Regions from separate parts of the Homo sapiens genome. Here regions 1 and 3 are each linked to region 2. The links are chromatin loops, found by intact Hi-C in ENCODE. Cell type or tissue: PC-3. All regions are shown on one strand.

Region 1 (8,000 bases), 190 kb before region 2:
TTTAACAGAAACGTTGTTTTGTCTCCTGACCTAAGCATTCTTCCCTCTGGAACCAAGACCTCTAGGCAAGCAGAGCTTAAGATCGTGAGGACAAAAATTGTTTGTCAGTGGATCACTAAGAGTAATAATGAATGATGCAAATCCCATTTCCATCCTTTGGTTCCTGGACCCATGAATCCTCACTATGTTGGAAACACCATATATTGGACATTGATTCAAAGCCTATATAGCATTATAGAGAACCTGTCTCAATCCTTCAAGGTTTTACCACCAAACTGATACTGCTACTGAGTCTTCCAAAGGCTATTCCACTATTCTTACAAGCCAGCTGCTTCAGGATCATGGGGAACATGGTAAGGCCAGTGAATTCATAATTCATGAGCATGAACTCATTGGCACACTCTGTTTTCTGTGAAGTGAGTTCCTTAACCAGAAGCAAAGCTGTGTAAAATAACATCGTGGTGGATAAGGCACTCTGTGAGTCCACAGACGGTACTTTTGCAGAACCGTAATGTGCAGAGAAGGCAAATTCACATCCAGAGTGTCTATTTCAGTAAGAACTACCTTCCGTGACAGAAGTGTTCCAGTGTAATCCACCTGCCACCTGGTAGCTGTCTGATCGCCCTGGGGAATGCTGCCATATCAGGGGCTCAATGTTTGTCTCTGCTGCTGGCAGATTGGGCAATCAGCAGTGACCGTAGTCAGGTCAGCCTTGAAGAATGGAAATTATGCATAATCTCCATCCCTGCCACCATACCTGTTCAGGAGCCCACTGTGTGATGACGGGGTGGCTGGGGAAAGAGGCTGACTGATATCCACACACTGTTGACTATTAGTTTCTCTGCTGACGTCACTCTTTGGTGAGCACTCACATAACACAATATCTTCAGGTTTTTAGCCTAAGAGAGGTCCATCCACATAATTCTTCCCCAGACCTCCTTGTCACCAATTGTCCAACCATATTCATTCCAAGTCTCTCACCATCCACCAAACCACTGGCCACAGCCCATGAATTGATAAAAAAAAATCACACATTTGGCCATTTCTGTTTCCAGGCAAAGCAAGGAACCAGATGTACTATTTGAAGTTCCACTCTGAGGGAGGATTTCTCTTCACCACTATTATTCATGGATGTCCCAGAAAGGGCCGTGGTGCTGCAGCTGTTCATTTTTTGGCAGTGCCCGAATATTGTGCAAAACCGTCTATGAACCAGGCCCAAGGTTTCTGTAGGGCCTGTTGATTGACCATAGGAAACTCACCATGAGGCCATCAGTGTAAGGTAGTGTAGCATGAGTGGGGACCACGGACATTTGGGTCACTTCTTTATGTAATTTACTAGTGTTTTCAGGACCTGCTTGAGCCTGATCTCATATGTATGCTTTCAATTTTACAATGAAGTGCTCTGCACATACCCCGTTTTATAGCTTAACAGGTCAGACTACATCCCCTTTATGAGGGGCAGCTCAGGTCACATGGTAACTTGGTGGCCCATGGTTAAGCATTCAATCTTTAATAAGGCCCAGGAGCAAGCCCAATGCAGTTTTCAAAAGAAGCTTAGGTGTCTGAAGAAATGGCAGGGCTTTGCTCCAAAATTCTAAGAGTCTTCGCTGTGATTCACCTAGAGGGCCCTGGCAAAGGGCCTGGCCCTAAACAGAATCCCTGTCTGCCACTGACACCTCAAGAACCATTAGAGCTGCTGGATCCTACGGCCCAAGTAGCAAAACAGCTTGCACAGCAGCCTGGACCTGTTGCAGAGCCTGCTCTTATTCTGAGTCCCCACTCAAAGCTAGCAAGTTTCTTAGTCAATGAGCTAGAGTAACACACCCAAATGAAGAATACGCTGCTGCCAAGATCCAAAGGGGCCACTAGACATTATGCTGCTTTTCTGGGCATAAAGGAAACGAGGTACAACAATTTATTCTTCATCACAGAAGGAAATCTCAACATGCTTTACACCACTTGACCCTAGAAATTCCACTGAGGTAGAAGACCCCTGATTATTGTCACATGTATTTCTCATCCCTTGGCATGTATCCATTTTATCAATAAATGTGGAAATGCCAGAGATTGTCAGCATACCCCCAGAAGCTAGGAGAGATGCATTGAAAAGATTTTCCCATAGAGAAACCAACTCAAAGTTTTTAGGCTTTTTCCCTTAAAAGACCCGCTCTGCCAACACCTTGACCTTGGACTTCTAACCTTCAGAATTGTGAGAAAATAAATGTTTATTATTTAAGCCACTCACTCTGTGGTCCTTTGTTATGGTAGCACCAGTAAACTAACACACCTAGATATTCAAATTTGTAGTCGCTTTATTCATTTATAGCCACTTTATTCATAATGTCAAAAACTTAAATATCCTACATATCCATCAGTGATTAGATTAACAAATTATAGTATATCTATATGGTGATATGCTGAGACAAGTAAGATGTACAACTACTGATAGAACATTAAACATAGATGAATCTCAAAAATATTATAATGACTAAAAGAAGCCTTACACACACAAAATAAATATGGAAAGGGTACATTGCTACAAATATCTAGAACAGTTATAATTATACGAAGCAGATCATTGGTTGCCAGGACTGGTGAAACTCAGGGAAAAGGAGCACTGTGGAACTTTCTGGGAGGATGTACGTGTTCTGTCTCTTCATAAGGAGGTGACTACATGGGTGAATACATTTGACAAAATTCTTATAACTCTACCCTTACAGTGGTTACATTTTCTTGTATATAATCACACTTGAGTAAAACTGATTAAAAATATAAACAATGTAAAATGTTCAAATATTTATATGCATAAAAGATAAGCTTCACAAAATTTACAGGTTAAAAAGCACTTATACAGCAATGATTCTATTGTTCTTCATAACCACATAAGATAGTTACATTTCTTAAATCCTGCTTTGCTGAAAAACTAGATCTCGGAAAGATTAAGACATCTGCTGTGGCTTATGGTGAACCACCAGAAGACATTGATGCTCTTGGATTTCAACGTTCCTTCTACCAATCAATACTGTTTATTAACCTATTGCTTGCCCCTTCTCTGATAATTCCAGATTGTTACTCAAATTAAAATTAATTTTATTACAAATAAGGTATTTATATCATAAAACAGCTACAAAGGCAGACGAAAAGTAAAAAATTTTGTCATTTTCCTAAAATTGGCTAATATCTACAGGACTGACATATTTTGACAGAATGACTTTTCTAGAATTGCAAAATTTCTATTGTTTCCCTTCCGCACATTAAAATCACCACAAGAGGGCATAAGAATTCGTTGAATAGAGAGGCAAAATGTGTATACAGCAAATGAGTTATCTGGAGTCCACCTATTGATTAATGCTTGTCAATGACTAAAAGGTCAGTACAGGTTGAAAATCCCTAATCTGAAGATCTGAAATGCTCCAAAATCTGAAACTTTTTTTTTTTTTGAGACAGGGTCTCACTCTGTTGCCCAAGCTGGAATGTGGTGGCAAGATCCTGGCTCAGTTCAGCCTCAACCTCCCAGTCTCAAACAATCCTACTACCTCAGCCTCCTGAGTACCTGGGACTACAGGTGTGCACCACCACACCTGGCTAATTTTTTAATTATTTGTAGAAACGAGGTCTCACTGTGTTGTGCAGTCTGGCCTCAAACTCCTGGGCTCAAGAGATCCACCTGTCTTGGCTTCCCAAAGTACTCGGATCACTGGCATGAACTGCATCACCAGCTTAACATCTGAAACTTTTTGAGCACTGACTTGAAATAGTGACACTTCTGCTTTCTGATGGTCCAATGTGCGCAAACTCTGTTTCAGGCATAAAATTATTTAAAATATTGTATAAAATTACCTTCAGGCTATTCAGATAAGGTGTATATCAAACATAAGTGAATTTTATGATTAGACTTGAATCCCATTTTCCAACTCTCTCATTATATGTATGGAAATATTCCAAAATCCAAAAATAAATCTGAAATCCAAAACACTTCTGGTCCCAAGCATCTCATCTAAGGGATACTCAACTCGTATACTGTAACTATACAAAAAAATATATAATGAATGCATTGTCAATTAAGGCTTTTGTCTCCAAATTAGGAAGCTGGCATATCATTAAAAAACTTCTTGGGAAAGAAAGCATAATTAGATGGATTATTTTCCAGTTTGCTTGAATTTTAAAACCAGAAACTACACATCCACCTTCGGTAGAGATAACTAGTCACAGGTTAAATTAACTAGTGTGTTGCAAACAAAATATAAGCACAAGTTTATTTTCAATTTTTACTAATATTTGAACAGAATCCTTCGATTCTCTGTTGGCTAGAAAATTGAAAAAATTGACAATTATATATGCTTCATTTCATCTTTTTTTATTTTGTGACACTTTCAATTTCTCTTCTCAGAAAAGCCAATGTCAAAAACTATTAATTTTTGAACTATTACTGCAAGTTTATATGCAAAAATATCCAGTACATAGAAAAAGAAAAATTGAAGTAAATGTCAGGTTAGCAAAGGGTCTGGTCACTGGTCTTACACAGTTTATTGAGTAGATTACACCTCAAAGATGAAATAGGTAATTGGATGGGGAGATGTTGGCATTTGAAATTTGGTGAGCAGGCTTGGAATTGAAGATTCTTGGACATATATTTGTGGAGACTTATTGGTAACCAAAACCCAAATTCTGTAAAATATTTAAAGAGGTTGATTCTGAGCCAACATGACTTACCATGGCCTGGGATACACTCTCAGGAGGTCCTGAGAAAGTGTGCCTGAGGTGGTCAGGTCACCGTTTACTTTTATACATTTTAGGGAGACAGGAGTTACAAGCAAAGACATAAATCATTAAATGGAAAGTGCACATCGGTTCAGCTTAAAGAGGCAAGATCTTGAAGCAGGAGAGAGCTTACAGGTCATAGGTAGATTCAAAGTTTGTCTGATTGGCAATTGGTTGAAAGAGTTAAGCTTTGTCTAAAGACTTAAGAAGTCAGTAGAAAAGAATGCTTTAGCTAAAATAAAGGGGTTGTGGAAACCAAGGTCTCTGTTATGTAGACAAAGTCTCATAGATGGAATCCCTCAGACAGTGTGTGATCTACACCAGAGTCAGGTTGGAATTGGGACTCTTATTGCCACAATCAGTCTATTTCATCAGTCTTATGACTCATCCTGGTCACTTGTGCATAAACTCCAAAAGGGAAGGGGTATAACAAGGTGTGTCTCACCTCCCTTCCTATCATGGCCAGAATTCAGTCTTTCAGGTTCATCTGAGGTCTCTTTGGCCTAGAAGAGGGTCCATTCAGTTAGTCAGGGGGATTAGAAATTTATTTTCATTTTACATTATTGTCCTAAGAAAGTTTTTTTTATCACCTCCATGTCCTCAAACTTTACAAGCAAAAACACATAGAATATTTTAGGTCATTGTGTCAATTTCTATGATTTCACCTAAGCCACAGAGATGCCACATATCAGAGTTGCCTAAGGATATATAATAAGATAATATTTCTAAACTTTAGCCAGAAAGGAATGTTTCATGCACTGCTCAGGGTGAACAACTTCGCCAGAGTCTGCTATTCTGCATTGTCTTCATTGCTGGAAGGTGATAAAGCAGCTTGAGGATTTTAGTGTGGAAACACAACTTCATAATCATGCTCATGGGTGCAGGAACAAGGCCTACTAACAGAAGTCCTAAGAAGGGCATATTCTGTCTCTGACCTTTCTCTAAACTGTCTCACTTTCCTTGTGAGGGAGTCAATGTTCTCATAGCCATCATCATTGGAGCTCAGGGAGGATCTCTGATGGGGGATGTGATTAATGACAGTGTAGCACACTTCTTCAGAACCACTGCCATTCTCGTTTTCCTGCCAAGCACAAAGAGAAAAGAAATCAAGGATCCACGGTCATTCATAAATTGAACTCAGTGTACTACCTTCCCTTCTTCTTTATACACCTGATGGTGCTCTTACACTTAAGGTATCCAAAACCCAAGCATTCCTGTACACCAATAATAGACAAGCAGAGAGCCAAATCATGAGTGAACTCCCATTTACAATTGCTACAAAGAGAATAAAATACCTAGGAATGCAACTTACAAGGGAAGTGAAGGACCTCTTCAAGGAGAATTAAAAACCACTGCTCAAGGAAATAAGAGAGGAAACAAACAAATGGAAAAATATTCCATGTTCAAGGATAGGAAGAAGCAATATCATAAAAATGGAAATACTGCCCAAAGTAATTTATAGATTCAATGCTATTTCCATCAAGCTCCCCGACTTTCTTCGCAGAACTAGAAAAAACTACTTTAAATTCCATATGGAACCAAAAAAGAGCCTGTTTAGCCAAGACAATCCTAAGCAAAAAGAACAAAGCTGAATAGGAACAGCTCCAGTCTGCAGCTCCCAGCAAGACCAATAGAGAAGGCGGGTGATTTCTGCATTTCCAACTGAGGTACCCAGTTCATCTCATTGGGACTGGTTAGACAGTGAGTGTAGCCCACAGAGGGTGAACAGAAGCAGGGTGGGGCATCACCTCACACAGGAAGTGCAAGGGATTGGGGAACTCCCTCCCTTAGCCAAGGGAAGCCATGAAGGACCATACCTTGAGGGACAGTGCTATCCAGCCCAGACACTACACTTTTCCCACGGTCTTTGCAACCCACAGACCAGGAGATTCCTTTGGGTGCCTACACCACAAGGGCCCTGGGTTTCAAGCATAAAACTGGGTTTCAAGCACAAAACTGAGTGGCCATTTGAGCAGACACCAAGCTAGCTGCAGGAGTTTTTTTCATACCTCAGTGGTGCCTGGAACACCAATGAGAAAGAACTGTTTACTCCCCTGGAAAAGGGGCTGAAGCCAGGGAGCCAAGTGGTCTTGCTCAGTGGGTCCCACCACCATGGAGCCCAGCAAGCTAAGATCCTCTGGCTTGAAATTCTTGCTGCCAGCACAGCAGTCTGAAGTCGACCTGGGACATTCGAGCTTGGTGGGGGAAGGGGCATCTGCCATTACTGAGGCTTGAGTAGGCAGTTTTCCCCTCACAGTGTAAACAAAGCCGCAGGGGAATTTGGGCTGGACTGAGCCCACTCCAACACCACAAAGCCACTGTGGCCAGACTGCCTCTCTATATTTCTCCTCTCTGTGCAGGGCATCTCTGAAAGAAAGGCAGCAGCCCCAGTCAGGGGCTTACAGAAGGAAAGGCTGTGGGTGCAGCTTCAACGGACTTAAACATTCCTGCCTACCTGTTGGCTCTGAAGAGAGCAGCAGATCTCCCAGCACAGTGCTCAAGCACTGCTAAGGGAAAGATGGCCTCCTCAAGTGGGTCGCTGACCCTCATGCCTCCTGACAAGGAAACACCTCCCAACAGGGATCGACAGACACCTCATACAAGAGAGCTCCAGCTGGCATCTGGCAGGTGCCCTGCTGGGACAAAGCTTCCAGAGGAAGGAGTAGGCAGCAATCTTTGCTGTTCTGCAGTCTCCACTGGTAATACACATGCAAACAGAATCTGGAGTGGATCCCCAGCAAACTCCAGCAGACCTGCAGAATACGGGCCTGGTTGTTAGAAGGAAAACTAACAAACAGAAAGCAATAGCGTCAACATCAACAAAAAGGACAACCACGCAAAAACTCCATACAAAGGTCACCAAGAGCAAAGACCAAAGGTAGATAAATCCACAAAGATGAAGAAAAAGCAGCTCAAAAAGGCTGAAAATTCCAAATACCAGAATGCCTCTTCTCCTCCAAAAGATCACAACTCCTCGCCAGCAAGGGAACAAAACTGGACGGAAAATGAGTATGTCAAATTGACAGAGGTGGGCTTCAGAAGGTGGGTAATAAACTCTTCCGATCTAAAGGAGCATGTTCCAAGCCAATGCAAGGAAGCTAAGAACCTTGAAAAAAGGTTACAGGAATTGCTAACTAGAATAACTAGATTAGAGAAAAACATAAATGACCTGATGGAGCTGAAAAACATAGCACGAAAACTTCGTGAAGCATACACAAGTATCAATAGCCAAATTGATC
Region 2 (8,000 bases):
GCAAAACTCCCAAATGGAAAGCTTAATATGTGATTAAGCATTAAAAAATGCAATTCTTATTAGTAACCTGAGAGGAAAGCAAGCTAGATATTCAATATGCTTTAAGTTAGATATTCAATATGCTTTAATTTTTTTGAAATGGTAAATGACAAACAAAAAGTATCATCTACATATTGCAAAAGGGGCTGACACTATCTTAAAATATGTGAAAGTTAAGCTTGAGTTGTACAATTTGGGGGCAAATGTGACTGGGCACTGGGTGTTAGGTGAAGTGATCTATGGCCAACCAGCTGGCTTCTGACAGCAGGGGTGTTAGGGAGGAACCCCTGCCTTAGATTGCCCCAGGTTCTCAGCTCTTGTTCAGCATTTTCTTTCCAGAAAATAGGTCCTTTTATTCCATGTAAAAATTGCAAAGGTTTAAATTCACATAAATTATAAATGGATCCATCAGCACCATCTCTGAGGACAGATGTAGTCAAAAAGAAAGACGGTGTTTTCTGTTTGGAAGAAGAATCACGGCAGATGCAGAGCAGAGCTTAGACAGTGGAGCATGCAGAGGAGCTCTCTTGGCTTCCATCATCTTGCTTCTGGTCAGCCTTGATGAGAGGTAGAGTCCTGGAGCTGGAGGTGGATGTACAGGGAACAATCATAAAAGAGGAGGGAAGGGAGGATGCTTGCCTATTCCCAGGATCAAAAGTAGACATGTAGGCCAGGCATGGTGGCTCATACCTGTAATCCCAACACCCCGAGAGGCTGAGGCAGGAAGATCACTTGAGGCCAGGAGTTTGAGACCAGTCTGGGCAACATAACAACAGTCTGTCTCTACAAAAAATATATATATATTTAAAAAACAAATTAGCTGGGCATGGTGGCATGGACTTGTAGTCCCAAGCTACACAGGAGGCTGAGGCAGAAGGATCTCTTGAGCCCAGGAGTTCAAGGTTACAGTGAGCCATGATTGTGCCACTGCACTCCAGCCTGGGTAACAGTGTGAGACCCTGTCTCAAAAAAAAAAAGCAAGCATCTGCTCCTTTAAGATGCAGTAGACAGACCAGGCCGTGGTGACTCATGACTGTAATCCCAGCACTTTGAGAGGCTGAGGCAGGAGGATAACTTGAAGCCAAGAGTTCAAGACCAGCCTGGGCAATATAGTGGGACCTCTGTTTCTCCAAAAAAAAAAAAAAAATGCAGTAGATAAGAAGTCTCAGACTAGATGAATGCTCACTCAGTCTAAAGGCATTCACCAAGACACCATTGTGGGTGAGGCACAGAGAAGCTTTGTGTCCTCAGAAGGCCTCTCACACTCCGATACTTAAACTCACCTTCACACAGGTTCTTTCTACCATACAGCTGTAAGCACAGGTCCATGTCCAGGCCATGCTGCCTACAGTGTAGCATGTCTAAGATTCTTTTTCATAGTCCTGTAACTATTTTGTTCAAAGTACAATATTGTTGCAAGACATTTCCAAGTGTGATAGAATGTTAAAAAGGAAAAAAAAGTCCAGACTTTAATGTTACAGTGAACTGTGACAAAGATTCCCTCCTCTACCAAACTTCAGTCAGACTCCTCGGAATCTTCTCCTCAACCAGGCCTTGTCCTTGGCCCCCATCCTCTCATCAACCTGCCTAGCCCAGTTTTAGCAAGAATCCTGCTAAGTCATTCCCCACATTGATATCTGACTATTCTCATATCTGATTGGGTTGCTCATCCCTCACAATCCCCCAGGTGATATCTGATCACCCTGGCCTGTCTTCAGCAAGAATCCTGTTAGATCACTTTAGCAAGAATATCCCTACCCTTGTTAAGGAAAAATTATTCAATGGTACTTATTAAAGGATGGGAGGGCTGACTTTGTTCTGGACCCTTGTGATAAGTGTAGGTAACATGGCAGTGGGATCTAGCGGTGGGAGAGAGGTTGGGTCGGACTCCAAATACAACAAGGAAGAGGGGGTATTTATAACCAAAGAGAAGGGTGGGGGTCAGTAGATAAAAAATTACGAAGAGGAAATATCAGGGGTAAGGGGGTTCTGGTTGAACTGGCCTAACATACTCTTGCTGAAGGCAGGCCGGGGTAATTGAACATTGCCTGGGGGATAATGAAAAATAAGGAACCCAATCTGCCATTGAGGAGTCAGATACCAAGGATGAGGATATTCTTGTTAAACTGACTTAGCAGGATTCTTGTTAAAGCTGGATTTTATAAGGAAATGCACAGATGGGTCTAGGAGAAGGTTCAGGAGCCTGACTAAAGTTCTGTTAGGCCAGGTTCAGGAGTCTGATTAAAGTCTAACAGAATCTTTTTCACCTTTACTATATCCTCTTAGTAATCTCTGTCCACTGACTCCCAACCTGTTCCCTAGCCATAAATCCCAACGTTCCCTTGTTGCATTCAGGGTTGAGTCCATTCTCTCTGCTCTATTACAATACCCCTGCTGGAATCGTGCTAAATAAAGTCTCTGTTACCATTTCAAAAAGCATCGGAATATTTTTTTGAGAAGGGTCTCACTCTGCCACCCAGGCTGGAATGCAGTCGTGATTGATTATGGTTCACAGCCTCGACCTCCCCAGGTTCAAGCGATCTTCCAACCTCAACCTCCCAGGCTGCTGGGACTACAAGTGCACATCACAACCCACCTGGCTAATATTTGTACTTTTTGTAGAGACAGGGTTTTGCCATATTGCCCCAGGCTGGTCTTGAACTCCTTGGCTCAAGTGACATACCCGCCTTGGCCTCCCAAAGTGCTAGGATTACAGGTGTGAACCACTGCACCTGGACAGAGTATTTTTTCCTTTAATGATGACTGTGGCTGGGTGTGGTGGCTAATGCTTGTAATTCTAGTGCTTGTGGGAGGCTGAGAAGGGAGGATTGTTTGAGGCCAGGAGTTTGCGATTAGGCTGGCCACACCACACATAGCAAGACCGTATCTCTACAAAAACATGTTTAAAAAATTAGCCAAGCATGGTAGTGTGCACCTGTAGTCCCAGCTACTCAGGAGGCTGAGACAGAAGGATCTCTTGAGCCCAGGAGTTCGAGGCTGCAGTAAGCTATAATTGTGCCACTGCCCTCCAGGCTGGGTAACAGAACGAGACCCCCAATTCAAATAATAATAATAAAACAATGGCTGTCACTCAAGCTCCTGATGGTATAACATCAAAAGTCCCAGAGTGAAATCATTTTGCAAAAAAAAAAAAAACCCCAAACTTCCAAATTTTTCATTAGTCAAGTATTTTCATCACTGTCTTTTTTGTGCTCACAGAAATAAGCATATCATTGCTCAGTGTACTGGAATCTTGAGTTTTCTGTAAAAGGAAGTGTATTCGATGTAAACATTTAAAACACACCAGAGTTTCGTAACTCTGCTTTGTCATTTCTTTTTTTTTTTTTTTAATATACTGAGCTTCTAAAGATAAAAATAAGAAAGAAAACGGAAGTAGCCTGAAACTGCTGTTGCAATGTTTTTCCTAACCACACTGAGCTCGACTCTTTTCAGGAGCCCGACTCCAGCTGCTGCTGCAGCACATCTTGAGCTGGGGCATCCCCGCGTCTTAGACCTGACCTCGCTCTCTCCCCCTGGGACTGTATATGTAGCCCAGAGGCCTGGCCTTGGCTCACCTGCTTAACTGAGAGGAGAGTCCCTCATTTTGCTCCACTGGAGGTTCCTGCTACTCTCTTCTGCCCTCTGCTGGTCCTGGGTGTTAGTGACAATCATCCCTCTGCCCTCCCCAGGTTAAGAAGAGGAAGGAGGGAGAGCGGAGGACTGCGGAGCAGCACCAGCGGATGGAGAAAGCTAATTGCTGTAAAAAAGAGTACATGATTGGCGTCCCCGAAGTTTCCAGGACAGAAGTGAAGGGTGGGATATTGGGGAAAGACGGGGCTTGCTTGCATGAAACCTAATATAAAGAGGTGCTGGTATAAATGGAATGTCCGTGTCTCTGCCAAATTCATATGTTGAAATCTTAACCCCCCAGATGAGGGTATTAAGAGATGAGGCTTTGGAGAGGTGATTAGGTCATGTGAGTGGAGCCCCCTGAAGGGAGAATTAGTGCCCTTATAAAAGGGGCCACAGAGCAATCCCTTGTCCATTCCACCATGTGAGATTATAGCTAAGGAACATATATGGCCATCAGTAGCACAGAAAACGGGTCCTCACCAGACACCAGACCAGCCCAGACACCAGACCTGCTGGTGTCTTGATCTTGGAGTTCCCAGCCTTTAGAGCTGTGAGAAATAGATTTCTGTTGGGCCAGGTGTAGTACCTCACTCCTGTAATCCCAAATCTTTGGGAGGGCAAGGCAGGAGAATCACTTGAGGCCAGAAGTTTGAGACCAGTCTGGCAAAATAGAGAGACCTCATCTCTACAAAAAATTAAAAGTTAGCTGGGTATGGTGGCTTGTGCTTGGAGTCCCAGCTCCTTGGGAGGCTGAGGCAGGAGGACTACTTCAGCCCAGGAGTTTGAGGTTGTGGTGAGCTATGATCAATCATATTACAGTCCAACCTGGGTGTCAGAATGAGACCCTGTCTCAAAAAACAAACAAAAAAAAATCCTGTTGTTTATAAGCCACCCAGTCCATGGCAGTTTGTTACGCACTGAAACACAGGAGGTGGGGAAGAATGAGTCGAGGAGGACACAGGTGGGAGTGAGTCTTGCATACAGTTGTTACTCTGAACTTACGTAAGAATTCTCGTTTTCTCGTTTGGTTGTAGAATCAGTCAGTCTTGAAATCGAGATTCTATAGGTCAGCAGGAGCAACTCCCTTTCCTGATTGTGACCAGGAAGGGAAGAAGGGAAGGCTTCGCTCCCACACTCCTGCTCATCAGCTTCCCTGGACATTAAGGCCCAGCAATCCTGCCTGGGAGGCTGCGAGAACGAGACTGTTTTGTTGGGAAGTTGGACCAAAGACTCCTCATGGGCCCATCCAGCTCTGAACATCTAGAAATCCAGGGACATGGACAGAGAGTTCTTCCCCACCCTTTCACAGGGTTGTGACATGGCCTCCCAGTGTGCTCTCAGGTTCTTCTGTCTCTTGAGGTCAAGGGCCCTGGCAAAACCCTTTACTTGGACAGAGCAACTGTGGAAGTTAATCTTATGTGTCAACTTGACTGGGAAGAGATGTCAAGAGAAGTGGTAAAACATTATTATTAGGTGTGTCTGTAAGGGTGAGTCTGGAAGAGGTTAGCGTTTCTATCAGACTAGGTAAGGAAGATCCGCCCTCACCCACGCGGGCAGGCATCGTTCCATCCGTTGAGGAGCCGAACAGAAGAGTGGAGGAAAGGCACATTCTCTCGGAGCTGGGACATTCACCTTCTCCTGTCCTCGGACATCAGTGCTCCTGCTTCTGAAACCACCTTTGCAAAATTAATGACTGAAACAGCAAAAGAGATCTAACTTCACTGACTCCTTCTTGCTTCTAACCTCCAAGCTGCCCTTGTTCATTCCTGGGCATAAGCTGAACTAACTTTGGGAGAAACTTAGTTTATAGTTTACCTTTTTTTTTTTTTTTTTTGAGGCAGAGTCTCACTCTGTCGCCCAGGCTGGAGTGCAGTGGCGTGATCTCGGCTCACTGCAACCTCCACCTCCTGGGTTCCCACCATTCTCCTGCCTCAGCCTCCCGAGTAGCTGGGACTACAGGTGCCCAACAGCACACCCAGCTAATTTTTTGTATTTTTAGTAGAGACAGGGTTTCACCGTGTTAGCCAGGATGTTCTCGATCTCCTGACGTCGTGATCCACCCACCTCGGCCTCCCAAAGTGCTGGGATTACAGGCGTGAGCCACTGTGCCCGGCCTATAGTTTAAAACAAAGACCATAGTTTAAAACAAAGCCCTTTCCCAAAGCAGACCTCCTTCTTGCCTGGGGACTAGGTTGTCTTTGTAGGATTAACATTAGCCACAAGATTAGAAATCATAGTTTAAGAGACATGCAGCTGGAGGCTACAAGATTCTGACCCTCCCTAAACTGCTCCTAAGATCAGTGGCTTGAGATGTTTTGCAGACCTTGCACTTAATGGATCAGCTGGCATCATGCAGATTAATTAAGTGGCTCACCTGATCTTGTGGCCCCCACCCAGGAACTGACTCAGTGCAAGAGGACAGCTTCAATTCCCTATGATTTAATCTCTGACCAATCAGCACTCCTGGCTCACTGGCTTCCTCACACCCACCAAGCTGTCCTTAAAAACTCTGCTGCCCAAATGTTTGGGGAGACTGATTTGAGTAACAACGAAACTCCGTTCCCCTGCACAGCTGGCTCTGCGTGAATTACACTTTCTCCACTGCAATTCCTCTATCTTGCTAAATCGGCTCTATCCAGGCACTGGGCAAGGTGAGCCCATTGGGCAGTTACACTTCTCCAGCCTTCAAGCTCAGACTCAATTCCCCGACTGGCTTTCCTGGCTCTCTAGCCTGCGGAGAGCAGGTGGTGGAGTTTCTCAGTTTCCAGAATCGTGTGAGCTGATTCCCATAATCAATCTCATATACTATGTGTATCCTATGGATTCTGTTTCTCTGAAGAACCCCCCAAAATATAGCACACAATCCTAATTTTTCCTACCACTCACTCCCCAGCAACATTTTAATTTGGCCAAGTTCTCTGTTGCTTATAGCAGAACACAAAAGCACCAAACAGCAAAACAGGGAAGCAGGAATCTCTCTCCTTTGAGACCCAGAGCGCCACGCTGTGGAACAATTAGCTGTGTGGGGGCCCTCCCCTCCCTTCACCCTCACAAGTCAGACTCGCTTATAAACCCACCAGCCAAGTTAGGCCATCTTCACCTGTCCAGATCTGGAGATACTAGAAATCATCTTATCTCATATCCTTCCTTTAGGTAAAGGATACACTGAGACCCAGAGAGGCCGGCTTGCTGTGGGTTTAAAACACTCTTACTTCTAGGGCAGGGGTTCTCAAATGATTTGGTTCAAGGCCCCATTACACTCTTGAAAATGAGGACTCCAGGGGGCTTTCATGTGGGGATTATATCTGTTGATATTTACTGTATCAGAAGCCAAAACAGAAAAATTGTTAAAAAGTCTGAGAAGAGTAGCACTGACTTACAGTTTGCACATCTTACTCATGTCTGACTCAGCAGAAAGCAGCTGGAGTCTCTAATACTTCTGCATCTTTAGTCTACTGCAATATCACAGAGCATTAGCCTGTTGAAAATTCCAGTCTAAGCCGGGCACAGTGGCTCATGCCTGTAGTCCCAGCACTTTGGAGGGCTGCGGTGGGAAGATCGCTTGAGCTCAGGAGTTTGAACCAGCCTCAGCAACATAAAGAGACCCTGTTTCTACAAAAACTTAAAAATTAGTTGGGCGTGGTGATGCACACCTGTGGTTCCAGCAACTCAGGAGGCTGAGATGGGAGGGTTGCTTGAGGCTGGGAAGTTGAGGCTGCAGAGAGCCATGATCATGCCATGGAACTTCAGTCTGGGGAGTGAAGTGAGACCCTGTCAAAAAAAAGAAAGAGAAGAAGGGAAGAAGGGGAAAAGTAAATTCTAGTCTACACTTGTGAGAGTGAAAACAGTGTCATAGTATGATTATGAAAATAGTTTTGACCTTGCAGATCCCCTGAAAGATCTCAGGAGTTCCATGGGGATCCCCCGACCACACAGTGAGAACTATAGGTATAGAATAAGCAAGAGCATGTCTGGAGTCCTTGTCTCCTAAATCTCCATCTGCTACCTTTATTTCTTATTTTATTTCTTGCTTATTTTTATTTACTTGTTTATTTGTCTTGAGATGGAGTCTTGCTCTGTCACCAGGCTGGAGTGCAGTGGTGCCATCTCGGCTCACTGCAACCTCCACCTCCCGGGTTCAAGCAATTCTTGTGCCTCAGCCTCCAGAGTAGCTGGGATTACAGGTGTGCGCCACCACACCTGGCTAATTTTTGTATTTTTAGTAGAGACAGGGTTTCACCATGTTAGCTAGGCTGGTCTTAAACTCCTGACCTCAAATGATCCACCCACGTCAGCCTCCCAAAGTGCTGGGATTACAGGTGTGGGCC
Region 3 (8,000 bases), 63 kb before region 2:
AAAAAGAAAAAAAAGTAATTACAATCTCCCTAAAAAGTAAAAAATTAACATATTGGAAATGATTACCAAATGATACAGCAAATTTACAATTTTTCCATTAGGCGAGGTCTTTAATATTTTTCAGGTTTACAGGGTGTTTAACGAGGTCGTGCATGTAAAAGGGAAACTGGGCTGGGTGAGGTGGCTCACGCCTGTAATCCTAGCACTTTGGGAGGCCAAGGTGGGAGGATCACTTGAGCCTAGGAGTTCGAGACTAGTCTGGGCAATAGCAAGACCCCATCTCTATTTATTTTAAGTAAATATAAAATAAAGTTTTTTAAAGGGGAACTGTTTGTTACTTTTGAGAGTGACAGATTATGACATCCAGAGGCTTATGAGGAAGTAATTTCCCCTCCATGTGAACCGGCATTGGATTTTTAAATAGCTTACCCTGTGGACTCATACCCCAGTCCCTGAACGAGGTGAACTTCTTAATCTTTCTGAACCTCTCAGTTTTCCAGAGTTATTGAAATGGGATATGGGAAGGCTCATATGCGGTGCCTAGTGCACAGAGAACTGGTGGGTGCTCATTCAGTGTGCACTTACTTCCCTTCTCCTCTCAATGCTAAGAATTTGTTTAATCTTTCAAATTAAAGTGTTATGAAAAATTAGACCTCAGATCCACTGTGGCAATAGGCATATTCATGTCCTCAAACCCCTTTGTACTGTGGGAGCTACAGAAGATGATGAATAGTGTTAAATTAGTGAGGGCAGTTAAAGGAAAGAAACCGGGCTGTCCTGAAACCAGAGGTGGGACATGAAGGGAAGGGAAGAACGTAAGATTCCCAAGACATTCCTGCTATTCCCAGCAGGAGGATGTGCACTTCCCCAGTCCTGGCACAGGATGAGAAAGGACTGTGCATGCACAGGGACACTAACTACATTGCAGAGGCTGCTGAGTGACACTGAGAATAAAGATGAAGAGGTGGAGTTGAGGCTGGGCTTGTGTGCTCTCAAGCCCCTGTGCCAGCTAACGTCTCGATTGTACTTGTTAGACTCCTAAGAAAAAGCGTGCCATTGAACCAGGACTGCAAATGCAAACAAATAAGGAGAAAGGGGCTCTTAAATAAGGAGAAAGGGGCTCTTTCTCTTTTTGTGATGAAAGAGTCCGTGTTATTATCAGTTCAGGAAAATACTGCTATCATTAAGCCTTGTCCCCAAGACTCTCTTGAGTGTAATCCCAATGATGGCCTCCGCAGCTGAACAGGGCCTGGACCAGGCTATCCCGGTTGTGGGATGGGAGGCTGCATTCTAGACTGAAGAAAGAGACCCTTTGGACTAATAAGCAATAAAATCCTATGACCATGTTTCTGTTTGCCCATCTCATAAGCTACTTTCTAGGAATTCCACACACTGCTGTAAATTTGATTTTCCATCTTGTGTGATGGAGTAGGTAACAATGTGTTCCGTCAAGCTTCAGCAGAGATTTCAGCAGCAAATGTCAGGGATAAGAGGTAGATGATATAGATATAGAGATATAAATATTAATCATAAGGATTATATATCCTACAGGGAATGATATATATCTAAGGGTGTATCACAGCCTGCGTGTTCACAGCCTAGCCTGCCAGCAGCCCCCAGAAGAAACTGCGGGAATTCAGCGTGAACATGATACAATCAGCAGGTAACTCTTGAGCGACGGGTTCTTACGTTTTTGGTAATTGAAACACCTAAAGATATCTTTGCCTTAAGGCCTGAGTCTCAGAAAGATGACTTCGTGTGAGGGTGAGTGAGGGGTTGAAACTGCCTGCAGAGAGGCAGGTAGCAAGTTCCAAGAGGGGTCCTGGTGGGCGTTTCTGCCCAGGACGGCAGTGGTGAGGATACAGACAGTGCGTGCCTGCAACGATGCAACATTGTGGTGGGATCACAGCATTGTGTGGGTGTTGAATTCTTTAACTTCGGTGCTGAACTAGAGTGAATGAGGAGTAGAACATGAATAGAAAGAACCTCAGTACTTGGCATCACGGTGACTGAAGGGAACTCAGCCAGAATTAAGATGAAGGAGATGGTTTGAGTCTGGGGGGATGGCTGCCAGGTGAAATTTGGGATGCCTCAGTTCACAATGTCAAAAAGGGGGTTAGAGGTCAGTGAGGAACTGACAACTGTAGATACAGCCTGAGGGATTCCGTCTGAATGCGATGGCGATGTTTGTGGGAACTACTGTGTCCATCCAGGGAAGCAAGGCTGTGCCTTGAGGGGGCACCTGTACTTGGGTAGTGGGAAGATGAAAGAAGGTCAAGGAGTGCAGAGGCTAGACACCTACGAAAGCTCCGTGTGGAAACACCTGAACAGAAGGGCATCAGATCCAGGGCATGAGGGGCAGGGCTGGGCAGTGTCCAGCTTTGCCATTGAGAAACCGTGTGTGTGTGCGTGTGTGTGTGTGTGTGTGTGTGTGCGTGTGCACGTGCATGCATGTGTGTGCACGTGTGTACGTAAGTGTGCACATGTACAGTGGACTATAATTACAAGAAAACCACTCCTCTCTAATCCCTGCCCCTTTCTATCCTGTGACCTTCCTCTCCCTCATCTCCCCTTCCCAGGAACTTCTTTTGTCTCAGTCGTTTACGCGACTGCCCTTGCTGCTCCCCATGTCACCAGCTGCTCTTTTTTTAAAGCAAAGTTCTGGAGAGAATAGTAGTGAAGAGCAGGAGTTTGGCTTTCAGTCCTGGCTTTACCATTTGCTGCCGTGTAACTAAGGTAGACCAGCTGTCCTCCCGAGTCGCTCAGTCAATTAGGGGTGAAAACATGGACCTTGCTGAGATATTAAGGCAACATCAAGTTATTATTACAGTACCTGGCTCACAGTGAGTGGTAAATAACTTGTCTTTATTATAAATTGCCGCATACATTTACCCCTCTATCTTTCTTGCTTCCTTCATTCTCTCATTTCTTTCTTCACTATCCCTACAACTTCTCCCTTTTCTCCCAGTTTAGGCTCTGAAAAGAAACTCTGGAATCAGAAATCTCAGAAAGAGAAATGTCATAATTCCTTTACTTCTTAATAATTAGACTTAAAAATGTGCTAGCTTGACTTTGCTCGGCCACAGCTCACTGTTTTGACAGGCATCTTGAGCTCGTTAGAGATAAGATCACATTCTGTGAAGTTTATTTCATAAGTATTGTTGATAGAATCTGGGAGGAGATACGATAATTGAATGTTTCACAAGAATATTGGCAACTTTCTGACAAAACGTGTGTGGTTTTGAAACTAGAGAAGCAGGAGGGAAAAACTGAACTTATTCCTCCATTGAAACCCTGGAGTTTGAGTTGTTTTCCAGTAACAGTAGAGTTCTTCAGAACATCAACTGGGGCAGCAGGGAACACCTGTTGCAACATGTAAGCTGAGCAGATCTCCGTTAGTTTTACAGTCTATGCATAAGGTACCAAATCAAGAATAAAAATCCTTCATAAATTATCTGCTTACAGGATTTATTATGAATAATGATTAATTAATTATTGTTTATTAATAATATTTTTCAATCCTATCATGGAGCATAACATCCCCATCAGGAACTGGAAGGTGTGCAATGCTTGAGCGATTGTAGGAGGTGAGAAGCCAATGGTGCAGTCGAAAGGACCCACGAATCAGCAGGTGGCAACCCAGTTGCTTCCTAACAGCAATGGTTTCAGAAATCAAATTGGCTGTTTTCTATCACTGAGAGGTGACAGCTGCTCGGCAAAGAAATTGTGCAGGAAATTGGAATGTCACTCAAGCCATCAGATAAAACCTAGCCCTAGAGGGCAGTCTGATCTTTCCGTAGACAATTCCAGGGGCTACCTTTCTCACGCCAATCAAGAGCTTTCTCCCTGTGCTCAAAATTCCATGGTCTGGGGTCTCATTAACTACCATGACCTATTCAGGGGCTGAAGTAACGTATACCTTGGCTCTTCCACTCCAGAGACTCACAGGACCTAGAATTGTGCTGCTTTTACTGCCAGTGTGAGTGACAGGGCTGCCTGTGCGTGTGTGGTCATGACAGCGGAGATCAGCATGAATCCGGGAGCTGGATGCAAGCGTGAGCCAGTGACGGGGGGTGGTCCTATCAATACAGCCCCCAGCTGCTCACAAAGCCCTTCTGCTTGCTTTATGTCACCGCCTGCCTCCCTCCTACCACTACCTCCCAAAATGGGAAAGCCTAAGAAGGTGGACAATTCCTTGTCGATGTGGATGTAGAGAGAAATCAAACACTCTGACGGTGATGGGAGCTGCAGCACGCTTCGCTCTACCTGGAACATAATTGTCATTCGTGAGGTATTCTTCTCACATACTTAATGTCTCTATCGTCCCCAAGTCTTGGCAATTGAAGGAGGTATTTCTCCCCATTTTACAGATGCAGAAGTTCAGGAATATTAAATGGTTTAGTTGCGGCCACTGAGTAGGAAGGAGAGCAAAGACACAGAGGCTGCTACTGGGGCTCCTGGTTCTGACCCTTCCGCATCCCAGCGTCTCCACAGAGGTAAGGAGAATCAAACAGGCTATCACCTGGGAAAGGAAGAGTGGATGCAAGAGGGAGGAAAGTGATCAATTCCTCTTCTCAGGTATTATTCATTCCAATTTTCTCAATTTGCCACAAGTGCCAGAAAATGCCGCAACATGAAAAGTGACAACCATAGCTTCTTAGGGGACTCCCCTAAAGCCTTCATCCTTCTGGGTGTGTCTGACAGGCCGTGGCTGGAACTCCCTCTCTTTGTGGTCCTCCTGCTGTCCTATGTGCTGGCCATGTTGGGGAACGTCGCCATCATCCTGGCATCCCGGGTGGATCCTCAACTCCACAGCCCCATGTACATCTTCCTCAGTCACCTGTCCTTCCTGGACCTCTGCTACACCACCACGACAGTCCCTCAGATGCTGGTCAACATGGGCAGTTCCCAGAAGACCATCAGCTATGGAGGCTGCACTGTGCAATATGCAGTCTTCCACTGGCTGGGATGCACGGAGTGCATCGTCCTGGCCGCCATGGCCCTGGACCGCTACGTGGCCATCTGCAAGCCCCTGCACTATGCCGTTCTCATGCACCGTGCTCTCTGTCAGCAGCTCGTGGCTCTGGCCTGGCTCAGTGGCTTCGGCAACTCCTTCGTGCAGGTGGTCCTGACGGTGCAATTGCCATTCTGCGGGCGGCAGGTGCTGAACAACTTTTTCTGTGAGGTGCCGGCCGTGATCAAGCTGTCGTGTGCTGACACCGCTGTGAATGACACCATACTGGCTGTGCTGGTGGCCTTCTTCGTGTTGGTGCCCCTGGCTCTCATCCTTCTCTCCTATGGCTTTATTGCCCGGGCAGTGCTCAGGATCCAGTCCTCCAAGGGACGACACAAGGCCTTTGGGACGTGTTCCTCCCACCTGATGATCGTCTCCCTCTTCTACCTACCTGCGATTTACATGTATCTGCAGCCCCCTTCCAGCTACTCCCAAGAGCAGGGCAAATTTATTTCTCTCTTCTATTCCATAATCACCCCCACTCTCAATCCCTTCACCTACACCCTGAGAAATAAAGATATGAAGGGGGCTCTGAGGAGACTTCTGGCCAGGATCTGGAGGCTCTGTGGATGATGAGGACATGAGATGTAGCATCTCCATCAATTAAAGAACACAGCACAAGTCTATTGTGCACTCAGAGCATCTTTCACTTAAGGAGTTAATACCCAGAGAGCTCAAAAACCCTGTCTTCAAACATCTCACTTCCTGTTATAATGCCCCAAATCCCATAGCGACAAAGTTCATTTTAAACGTATAATTCTAAGAGGCCATATATTTTTAAGCATTGTTTAAATAGACTTCAATAAGTATGTGTGGAATTATTTCACTTCCAATTTCCTGATTCTTTTCTCTTTTCCTCTTCCTATATTTCTTTTATTCTCTCCCCATTTGTCTCTTTTCTATTACTCCTAAGTATACACAAGATGAAGCTGAAATACAATCTTATTTTACTTACAATGAATAAGTGTTTTTCTCCATATACTTAAATCTCCACAAATTTTACACGACTTTTTCAGACAATTCCAGGAATGAAGTAGATTGCTATCTTCTTCCTGTGATTTTGATTTTTTTTTCTCTGTAGTTCACATTTTCTTCTATAGAAAGTTTTTCCATGAAATGTAAACTAGTACAAACACTAGTACAACCACGATGGAAAACATTGTGGATCCTTAAAGAACAAAAAGTAGATCTACCATTTGATCCAGCAATCCCACTACGGGGCATCTACCCAGAGGAAAATAAGTCATTATACGAAAAAGATACTTGCTCATGCGTGTTTATAGCAGCACAATTTGCAATTGGAAAAATATGGAACCATCTGGGCGCAGTGGCTCATGCCTGTAATCCCAGCACTTTGGGAGGCCGAGGCGGGTGAATCACAAGGTCAGGAGTTCAAGACCAGCCTGGCCAAGATGGTGAAACCCCATCTCTACTAAAAATACAAAAATTAGCTGGGCATGGTGGCACACGCCTGTAATCCCAGCTACTCAGGAGGCTGAGGCAGAGAATTGCTTGAACCCGGGAGGCGGAGGTTGCAGTGAGCCGAGATCGCGCCTCTGCACTCCAGACTGGGCGACAGAGCAAGACTCCATCTCAAAAAAAAAAGAAAAAGAAAATGTGAGATATATACCATGGAAAAATACTATTCAGCCATAAAAAGGAATGAAATAATGGCATTCTCAGCAACCTGGCCAGTTTTAATGTCCTAATGCCCAAAGGTTCTCTTTCTCTCTTTCAAGCTCAGCTATGTGTTTCTGATTACATTATTTATATAGGTTATCAAAGTGTTTGTAGCAGGAAGGCAGTCGGTAATAGTTCACCAAGATGCAGAAACCCAGTCTCCAGTTGGTGCTGCTCAGAAGTGCTAACAAGACAGAGTTTGCAACAGAATGTAAATCTCATACTGTTTCCCTTATAAAAATAGTCTTCAGGGTTTTTTTTAAATGTCAGCTCATCTAAAAGGTATGTTTAATAATGTGATTGTTTTACATTCTTATACAAGCTCCTTATATCGACAGTTCATAGACTACACTTTGAGTAGCAAAGTGTGGCTACTTTGATGGCTAATTGTACAGAGGAAATAGTATTTCCATCCTGAGCAATTCCATGCGGTTTAAGAGTTGTCCATGTGTAGAGAAGCAATTAGTAAATATTTCCTTATAACTTAATGCTCTGTGAAGTATAATAGATGAACTGTTCCTCGGATGGGATAAATCCAAAATAAGCTGTTATCAACTGAAAGCAAGATGCATCTTCTACATAATACTTCTAGTTAGGAGCGCAGGCTCTGATACTCTCAAACCTTTCCCTCCACGATTTTCAATCTCCTATCCTATCAAAGATGAAATTCCACTCATTACAGTTAGAGTGAGGTAACGTTTTAAAAATTATCTACAATGGAATCATTTGCCAAAGTGACTTTTAAAATGCACCAAACAATTTAATTTATCTTTAGTGGTTTAGAGAAATAATTTGAAAAATTTCTAGGTACTCTTTTTTAAAATTAAGAAAAGGAATCAATTTAATTAAATACCAAAAAGTTTTACATATTCCTGAATTTTCAACCAGCTACAAAAAGCATGGATTTTTCTTATTAGAAAACAAAACTGTTACAAAAAATTTAAATAAATAAATAGCTGCCATAAAATTTCAACATAATATATAGTCAACTAGTTCTGTGTTATGGTCAGTTAATAGAAAGATAGCGGGAATGATGATATGAGCAAAAGTAAACAGAACAAAGAAGAAAAAAGATAGGAAAAAGAAAGTTAGACAGAGAAGAGAAAAATAAAGAAAGTGCTTTATTGAATGAGCTAATTACATGAGGTCACCAAGAGGAACATCCTCTAACTGAGGCGCTGTGATGACAACAACACCCGATGCTGTCATTGTCCTGGTGTCTTCCTCACCCTGGCGTAAAGGAGATGCCCAAGCTCTGCACAGGAAGGCATCGTCGGCAAGCTCTCTTCTCCGACACTCCACCGGA

Evidence for each region. Peaks named below come from ENCODE experiments on the same cell type or tissue, not always from the same donor. Only the 100,000 strongest peaks of a DNase experiment are listed, where the experiment ranks them.
Region 1: a loop joins it to region 2, with 16 times the contacts of the local background. A loop is called at or near these places in 24 of 110 quality-filtered maps.
Region 3: it touches region 2 in a loop (8-fold over the local background); 14 of 110 quality-filtered maps call a loop at or near these places.

The regions. Positions count from the first base shown.
Region 1 is chr1:247,571,985-247,579,984 of GRCh38, reverse strand. GCSAML (germinal center associated signaling and motility like) reads right to left here. Exons shown (of 5, transcript NM_145278.5): 5 at 2,295-5,842. The coding sequence ends at 5,603. The region is part of intron 2 of LOC102724446 (a long non-coding RNA gene); the gene reads left to right. Among named protein-coding and RNA genes, the nearest start is that of OR2G2, 12 kb to the left of the region's middle. In PC-3, a CTCF peak has its summit at 3,266 (motif pointing right); DNase peaks (open chromatin) are centred at 3,264 and 5,134; H3K27me3 peaks cover 2,078 bases.
Region 2 is chr1:247,385,963-247,393,962 of GRCh38, reverse strand. It overlaps LOC107985375 (a long non-coding RNA gene), which reads right to left and starts at 4,187. Exons shown (of 2, transcript XR_001738574.1): 1 at 3,615-4,187; 2 at 101-621. RefSeq lists a silencer at 840-1,122. In PC-3, CTCF peaks have their summits at 3,485 and 3,690 (motif pointing left); DNase peaks (open chromatin) are centred at 3,662 and 7,092; H3K4me3 peaks cover 413 bases.
Region 3 is chr1:247,448,616-247,456,615 of GRCh38, reverse strand. NLRP3 (NLR family pyrin domain containing 3) reads right to left here. Exons shown (of 10, transcript NM_001243133.2): 10 at 7,799-8,000. It overlaps OR2B11 (olfactory receptor family 2 subfamily B member 11), which reads left to right. Exons shown (of 2, transcript NM_001004492.2): 2 at 1,552-7,434. The coding sequence starts at 4,634. The coding sequence ends at 5,587. Among named protein-coding and RNA genes, the nearest start is that of OR2B11, 5.5 kb to the left of the region's middle. In PC-3, a CTCF peak has its summit at 3,812 (motif pointing right); no DNase peak of the experiment used is centred here; H3K4me3 peaks cover 355 bases; H3K27me3 peaks cover 3,828 bases.